Linked DNA regions of Homo sapiens: region 2 is linked to region 1. A link is a contact called in ENCODE Hi-C or POLR2A ChIA-PET data. All regions are on one chromosome and are shown on one strand. Each heading gives the region's core, a stretch centred on a gene start or an enhancer-like site at or near the end of the contact. The rest is flanking DNA. Distances are from core to core; before and after follow the strand shown.

Region 1 (3,530 bases), core at 743-3,242:
CTCTCTCTCCTTATAAGGAATTTCTATCCGTGTTTACCATCCTTCTTTCTAGGTGGGGCTGGTTGGGAAGGATGTAGAAGTTCTAGAAGAAGGGGATTAGGAGCAATGGCTTGGGAATCAGGCCGATCCGCCTCAGGTCTGCTGCTGTTGAGCCTAAAGTTTTCACCTGCAAAGTCAGGGTAATGACAGTATCCATATCTCATCGGATCGCTGAGAAGACTAAATGAGGCAATGCTCGCACTGTGTTTAGCCTTGTGTCTAGCACGCATTAAGCACATAATGAGTGATGTTTATCATGAGACAAGTGCCTGGTGGGAGCAGGTACTACTCGCAGTTAATTAATGAATCAAACACAGCCCCTGGTCCCTTGGGAAATGAAGCAGGTGATGTTTAATTATCCTGCTTGGAAGAGAACAAGATACTCACAGGGGGCAGGGACCAGCTTTTCCCATTAGTTAAGAGGAAGGAGGACTAGCCTGGTTTGCTATAAGAAAACTCTCTATGGTCAAAGTGACCTGATCAGCCTGGAGAAACTCAGCAGGGGCCCTTGCCAGGGGCCCCAGCAGGGGAGGCAGCAGGCTGGACATTTGGAGCATGTCTGTATGGTGTGAACACTCACTCTCTTGTCCATGGGCAAGTTGCTCACCCATCTGTGCTCAGCCCATCTGTAAAAGGGAAATGGACTCCAAGCACTTTACTCTTCTGTTTGTCCTCAGTATTCTCATGTCTAGAATGAAGCAAGGTTATGGTTACTACCAGGATGGAGTTTTTTTATAGAGAACTTAAAGGTTGATCATAATGAAAGCACACATTTAAGGCCAGGCGTGGCAGCTCACACCTGTAATCCCAACACTTTGGGAGGCCGAGGCGGGCAGATCACTTGAGGTCAGGAGTTCGAGACCAGCCTGGCCAACATGACAAAACTCCGTCTCTACTAAAAATACAAAAAGAACAACCTGGGTGTCGTGACGCATGCCTGTAGTCCCAGCTACTCGGGAGGCTGAGGCAGGAGAATCACTTGAACCCAGGAAGTGGAGGTTGCAGTGAGCTGAGATCACGCCACTGCACTCCAGCCCGGGTGACAGAGTGATATGGCTCAAAAAAAAAAAAAAAAAAAAAAAAAAAGCACACATTTATATGGTGCTTTCCCACCAGGCACAGCTCTGAGTGCTGTACATGTTCTAACACAAAAGCCTTCCTAACATTCTTAACACCAGATTTCTCTCCGTTCAGGGTCCCTGCGACCGCAGGCTCAGCTCGAGGACCTGCAGAAACAGGGAAATGCCTCCTGGGGCACTCCTCTCAGGAGTAGGAGCCTTGGGTCAGAAAGGTCTCCCTCGTATCCAGCCCAAATCTGCCTTGCTTTAACGTCTAGCCATTGGTCTTAGCTCTGTGCTTTGGGGTCAGGGAGAAGGGATCTGCTCCCCTTCCCCGTGGATGTGGGAGAGATCCAAAGGCAGCCGCCATGCCCCAAACAGCCACTCACCAGGAGCAGCGTAAGCCTTGCTCCTCCTCTCAGTTGCTCCGGGGTTGCTAACTCAGAGAAGGGAAATAAATAGTAACAAAGGCGAGCATTTATTAAGTACTTATGGTGTGCCGGGCCTCGAAACATCATCGGATTTCATTCTCAGACCAACCCTAAAGGTGCTGGTGTTAACTCCCCATTTTAAAGATAAGAACCAGCCGCTCAACCAGGATAAGGGACTTGCCCTACTGCGGATAAGCAGCAGCTTCGGCCTGACTCCAGATCCCAACGTTGTGGAAGCCGGAACGCCCCGAGAACAGGCGGAGAGCGGAGGGAGCACCGCAGGGCGCCGGCCAGGGTGGGGGCACCCCCAGGCCTCCAGGAGGTCGCGCGTCCCGGGCGAGAGCGGACGAGCCGTCAGCACCAGGGACAGCTCCCCAGGCCGCTCCCGGCATCCCCCGACGACTGCGCGCGCGGGCCGGTGACGCGCGCTCCCCGCCAGGCTCGGGCGCGCGCCCTCCCCGCCAGCGCGCGCCCTGCGCTCGGGACCAGGCTGGAGCCGCGCGTGCAGCTCGCAGGGAGCCAGCCGGGGCGTCCGGAGTCGCGGCCGCAGCGCGGAGCTGGCAGGGGTGCCCGCCTGGGCACGCAGTCGCCTCCCCGGGGGCCTCCCGGGCTTCTCAGCGCCCGCCTCGCCCGCCCAGCCACACCAGGCGCCACCGCCGTGGCCTGGGCATGAGCGGCCGCCGCTAGCTGCGCCCTGCCCGGGTCGGACGCCCGCCCGCCCCGTCACGTGCGCCCAAGTCCTCGCGGCCGGGGCAGCGCGGTTCCCATGCTTCAAGGTAAGGGCCGAGCGGGCCGCGGGTCACGGGGTGTGGGGCAGAAGACGCAGGCTGGAAAGCTCCAGCTAGGTGCCCACTCGTCCAGAGTGCCCACTGCAGCCTGCCCCGGCTGCCTCGCACCAGGTCCCCTGACCCAGCTGGCGTCACCCATCCCCTGGCTTCCACCCTCAAAGCGCATCCCCGAGGAGGAGACTGAGACCCAGGTGGGCACGAGGGCCTAAGGGAGAGGTGGGGGACCCACTTTAGGAAGGGGGGCTTCATTTCCCTCGGAACAGTGGCCTGGGGGCAGGGGGCAGTGGGGAGGGAAAGTTTCCCAGAAGAGCCCTCTGGAAACCTGGCCGCCTTCTCTCCCTGCCAGGAGCTAAGACTTTTTCATTTGCTGAGCTTTGCCTTCTTCCAGAGTCGGTGCTGCATTTTCATCCCATCCCATTCACCCAACACCCACGAGAAAGGGGCATTGGCCCCATTTCACAGATGCAGAAACTGAGTCTCCGAGAGGTTTGGTCTCTTGCCCACGATCACAGAGTGGGGAAGTGGTGGAGATGGCCTCAAACACGCCGGCCTCTGTCACCACCACCTCACACCTTTGTCTGTTAGGAATCTCTGCTTCATTGACAGGTGGGGGGTTGCCTAACTGACACTAGGTTTCCTCAGCCAGAAAAGAAAAGACTCTACACACCAAAAACCCAAGAGATATTCAACATGGGTCCTCAGGGCTCCACTGTCTCACCCCACTCGTGTCCTGTCCTCCCGCAGCCACGGACTGCCTGGGCACAAGTGGTCCTGCCAGTGTGTGTCCCGTAGCAACCCCGATGGCTCTGAGACAAGAAACTCAAGGGTCAAGTTCATGGAACCTTCTGCAGGGTAAGGGGAGTATCCTTGAGGCCTGAGCCCCAGCATTCGTCCTAGCACCTTCCCCAGTAAGCAGGAGCTCAGGAGAGCCAGCGGGCCACCCTGCCAGCCTTCTCCCTTGCATTTCCCTCAGCCCCTGCCAACTCACGCTCTTCAGGGCTTCTGGGGAGAGCAGTAATTACCAACCCCCAAAAAGTTCAGGGTTGCTGGGAAAGCACCTTTGCCCATCTTCCCACCTTCTCCCTCTTATAGAATTGAGAGTGAAGTGGAGGTGACCAGGGCTCTACCCACCTGAGCAGGTGAGAACCAGCACTTCCTGGGCTGGGCAAGGGCTGGTTTTAACTCTTGGTGCACTGACTGCAAGCTTCCTAAAC
Region 2 (3,530 bases), core at 635-3,134, 75 kb before region 1:
TGCTCCAATCCGGCTCTGCCTTGGGCAAGTTACTCTACTCTTCTGTACAGCACTGAGGCCACCATAGCCAGCTCCTCTCTCGGGCCGTGGCTACCAAAGCAGCAGCTGAGGCCCCTCTGGCCTCTGAAGAGTTGGAAACCTGGAGAGGCCTGGGGATGTGGATTGTGGATTGTGGACCTGGTCCAGATGCTCTGTTCCTCCTGGCCTGTGGGCTTCAAGGGCATTCTATGGTTAGATAACCACTCTGGCCTCACTTCCCCATCTAAGAATCGCGAGTCCCGTTAGAGCTATCTCCAAGTCTGGCCTCCCCCAGGGGTCCTGCTAGCCCTAGCGTTACCCCGTTGGAAGGTGGCTGTCTTATGTATATTTGGAACGTACATCTGTCTTGGTGTATTTTTATTAATCCATGTTTATTGTCATCTGTCTCATGAGGACAGGGACTTATCCCACTCATGGCAGGTCCCCGGGGCCTTTCCTGCCCAGGCCCCACCCGTGAGCACTTGCTGACTGAGCGACTTTGCTCTTGCCTGCAGCCGAGCCATTTTGCAGGAGGTGCTGGACGCAGACCTGAGCAACGAGGCCTTCCCGTTCTCCACCCACAAGCTACTGAGAGCCGCAGGGCACCTGGTAGGTTCCAGCTGGCCACGTCCTCTGGGTCGTGGGTGGCAGCATGGTGTGAGGGGTGCGCCGGGGGATCTGGGGGCTGGGGGCTCTCGGGCAGGTTCCTTTGCCTCCCTGGGCCTCGGTCCCCAACTGTGAAGGGGGGACAGTGGGACCAGGCGGCCCTCCTACAGGCTGTTGGGAGCTTGGAGAGGTCATGTGGATCAAAGTCACAGCGTCTTCCATCCCTCCTCGGTGCCTGGTGCATGCCAGGGACTCAGTCCCAGGGAAGGTGGCCTTGGCCTCACTGCCTGCATCGCCACCTATTGTATCCCCTCCTGAAAGGCGCGGGGCAGCCCTCCCGAGGCCAAGTGACCTCCTGGAAACGGGAGGGCCGAGCTCTGCTGAGCAGTAGCTGGCTCCGGAGAGCTCCGTGTGGCAGCCTCCCAGCTGCCATTGTGGGCGTGGGAGGAGGGGCTGCTGGGGTGGGAGCACAGCCAGTCCCCAAACAGCACCCCACATGTCCCCCACCAACTCTAGAAAGCCTGTATCCTGGGGGCCAGAGCCCGTCCCTTCTGAGATGGTGGTAGTGTCCGGAGCCAGCACTCCATGGGACCTGGCCCCAGGCAGGAGGCTCCCTCAGAGACCAGGATCGGGGCCCAGATTCTAGTTCTGGGCCAGCACGACCCTCTTCTGGGCTTTGTTTCCTTGTTGGAAAACAGGCATCTTGGCATCTGCTTTGACTTCTCGAGGCTGAGATGAGGATGGTAAACACAGCAGCCCCTGTTTGCCGAGGGCTTCCTGTGTGCCAGACACTGTTCCGAGAACATCACAGCACACTTTCCCATGTAATCCTCGCCATAGTGCGGGCGGCTCTGTTACAGGGTCTCCCAACCTCAGCACTACTGACGTTTGGAGGAGATCCTCTCTGCTGTGAGGGCCCTCCTGTGTGACACAGGTGTGTGGCCGCCTCCCTGGCTGCCGCCCACTAGGTGCCAGTGGCACCCACCGTCGTGACAGCCACAAGTGTGTTCAGACATGGCCAAGGGTCCGCTGGGGGCAGGATCGCCCATTGAGAACCTCAGTGCATGACCACCCTGCTTGTTTGCAGGGCTGTAAGCCATGTAGTGGCAGCGGGGGCCGGGCCTCCAGAGCCCTCCAGCGCTCATGCTGGAGGAGATGTCGCCCTGCATGACGGATGTTACCCAGATGGAGCTCAGAGAGGCTGGATGGGCCAGGCTGCTCAGGGCCGCCCGGCTAAAGAAACCCAGAAAGCCCCCGATATGTGTCAGTGACACGGATGTGGCCTTCAGGAGGGGGTGGGCGGGTGCACGGCCGCGTTTGGAGGCAGCTCCCTGTCTCTCCTTCCTGTATGTTCGTCTGGGGTTTGGGTGGGGAAATGCTAAGGAAGGTTGGGGAGGAGCGAGGTCCTGGCCTGCAGAGGGACTGGAGGTCCTGGGGGACAAATCTGGGTTCTGTTAGCAGATAAACAATCTGGCGATGACTGTCAGGGAGGAGGCGGCCAGAAACTAGGGAGATCCCAGCGGCTCTGCTCTCACCTCCCCTCTCCAGAGGCTGCACAGGGGCAGGAAGCAGGGCCGGCTGTGTCTAGCTTGCTTCCTGCCTCTGTGGTGCAAAGCTGCCTGCTGGGACCAGAGAGGGTGGGCACTCAGAGAGAGCAGCACAGCTGGATCCAGGCCACACGGCCTTCAGATGGCCCGACTCCAGCTCCAGCAGGCCGGGGTCCACGCAGCATCCAGCTTTGTCTGCAGCTGGGTTCTGGTTTGCAGAAGGGGAGGGGGGCTGCGGGTTCTCCCACCTTGCTGAGGCTTGGCATAGGTGCTGCTTCTGTCTGGTTTGGCTACAGGACGGGGAGACGACCAGGTGGGAACACGTCCCCTCCCATTTGAGGCCCAGCAGCCTTGCCCCCACCCGCACGGCCACTCCAGCAAGCTGCTGGGACTTGTTCTCAGACAGGCGGCTCCAGCTGCCTCCCCTCTCCTGGGGCTGGCCCTTTCCTGGCCCTGGCAGCCTCCCCAAGCCTAGGCAGTGGCTGCCTGGGTCAGCCTCTACCTGTGTGGCCTAGGAGCCAGGCCAGGCCAGGTGCTTGCTGAGCTGACCCAAAGGCTCTGCTTCCGGGATGACATCCCCCAGAGGAACAGGCCAGGCCAAACACAGCGTGGGGGGTGCAGGGGGTGCAGGGGCCGCCTCTCCCCACAGTCTCCTGCTCATTGGTGTAAAATCACTGGTGTTGTAAAAAGCACATCACGGCTGCATAAAATACTGCTCATTGCTCGGTTTCCAACCATCACTGCGCATGGGTTTCAGCACAGGGGCTGAGTGCAGACCTCGCTTCTAGCAGTTTCCAACCATCACTGCGCGTGGGTTTCAGCACAGGGGCTGAGTGCAGACCTCGCTTCTAGCAGTTTCCAACCATCACTGCGCGTGGGTTTCAGCACAGGGGCTGAGTGCAGACCTCGCTTCTAGCAGTTTCCAACCATCACTGCGCATGGGTTTCAGCACAGGGGCTGAGTGCAGACCTCGCTTCTAGCAGTTTCCAACCATCACTGCGCGTGGGTTTCAGCACAGGGGCTGAGTGCAGACCTCACTTCTACCAAGCCCACTTTGGGCACGACCCTTGCCCCCTCAGAACAAGGATGCTGGGTCTGTGGGCAGGTCTCGTGAGCTGCGGCACGAAGCTCATCTGGCTGGGACATGGTGGTCAGCGGCATCTCAGAGGACCGTTGGGGACATTCATAGCCTGCCAATGAGTTAGCGAAAACCCCTCTAATCCCATCCCAGAGAAACCAGGGTTGACAGTTGAGTGTGTTGCCCGCCATCTTCTTTCCGTCATCTGTGACTATCTGTGGATTTTAAAATGTAATCAGGGCATCCCATGCAGTCTGTACACACTGCTTTATTCTCCGAAT

Evidence for each region. Hi-C counts contacts between places; a loop is a spot of excess contacts on that map. ChIA-PET counts read pairs that join two places held with the same protein, here RNA polymerase II (POLR2A). Pooled maps may share reads with other maps.
Region 2: a loop to region 1 is called in a map of posterior vena cava, with 2.5 times the contacts of the local background. The contact joins the enhancer-like site here to the promoter of FAM163B in region 1. A Hi-C loop is called at or near these places in 4 of 168 maps with a recorded cell type or tissue (astrocyte of the cerebellum, endothelial cell of hepatic sinusoid, posterior vena cava and 1 more) and 3 of 50 pooled maps. POLR2A ChIA-PET finds 5 or more read pairs at or near these places in 2 of 52 experiments (Caco-2 and naive thymus-derived CD8-positive, alpha-beta T cell).

The regions. Positions count from the first base shown.
Region 1 is chr9:133,607,851-133,611,380 of GRCh38, reverse strand. FAM163B (family with sequence similarity 163 member B) reads left to right here and starts at 1,992. Exons shown (of 3, transcript NM_001080515.3): 1 at 1,992-2,304.
Region 2 is chr9:133,682,290-133,685,819 of GRCh38, reverse strand. It overlaps SARDH (sarcosine dehydrogenase), which reads left to right. Exons shown (of 21, transcript NM_001134707.2): 17 at 534-627. Among named protein-coding and RNA genes, the nearest start is that of DBH-AS1, 27 kb to the right of the region's middle. RefSeq lists an enhancer at 1-412. Within about 2 kb of position 1,884, at least 13 of the 41 ENCODE cell types and tissues checked have a DNase peak (open chromatin) inside an H3K27ac peak, as active enhancers do.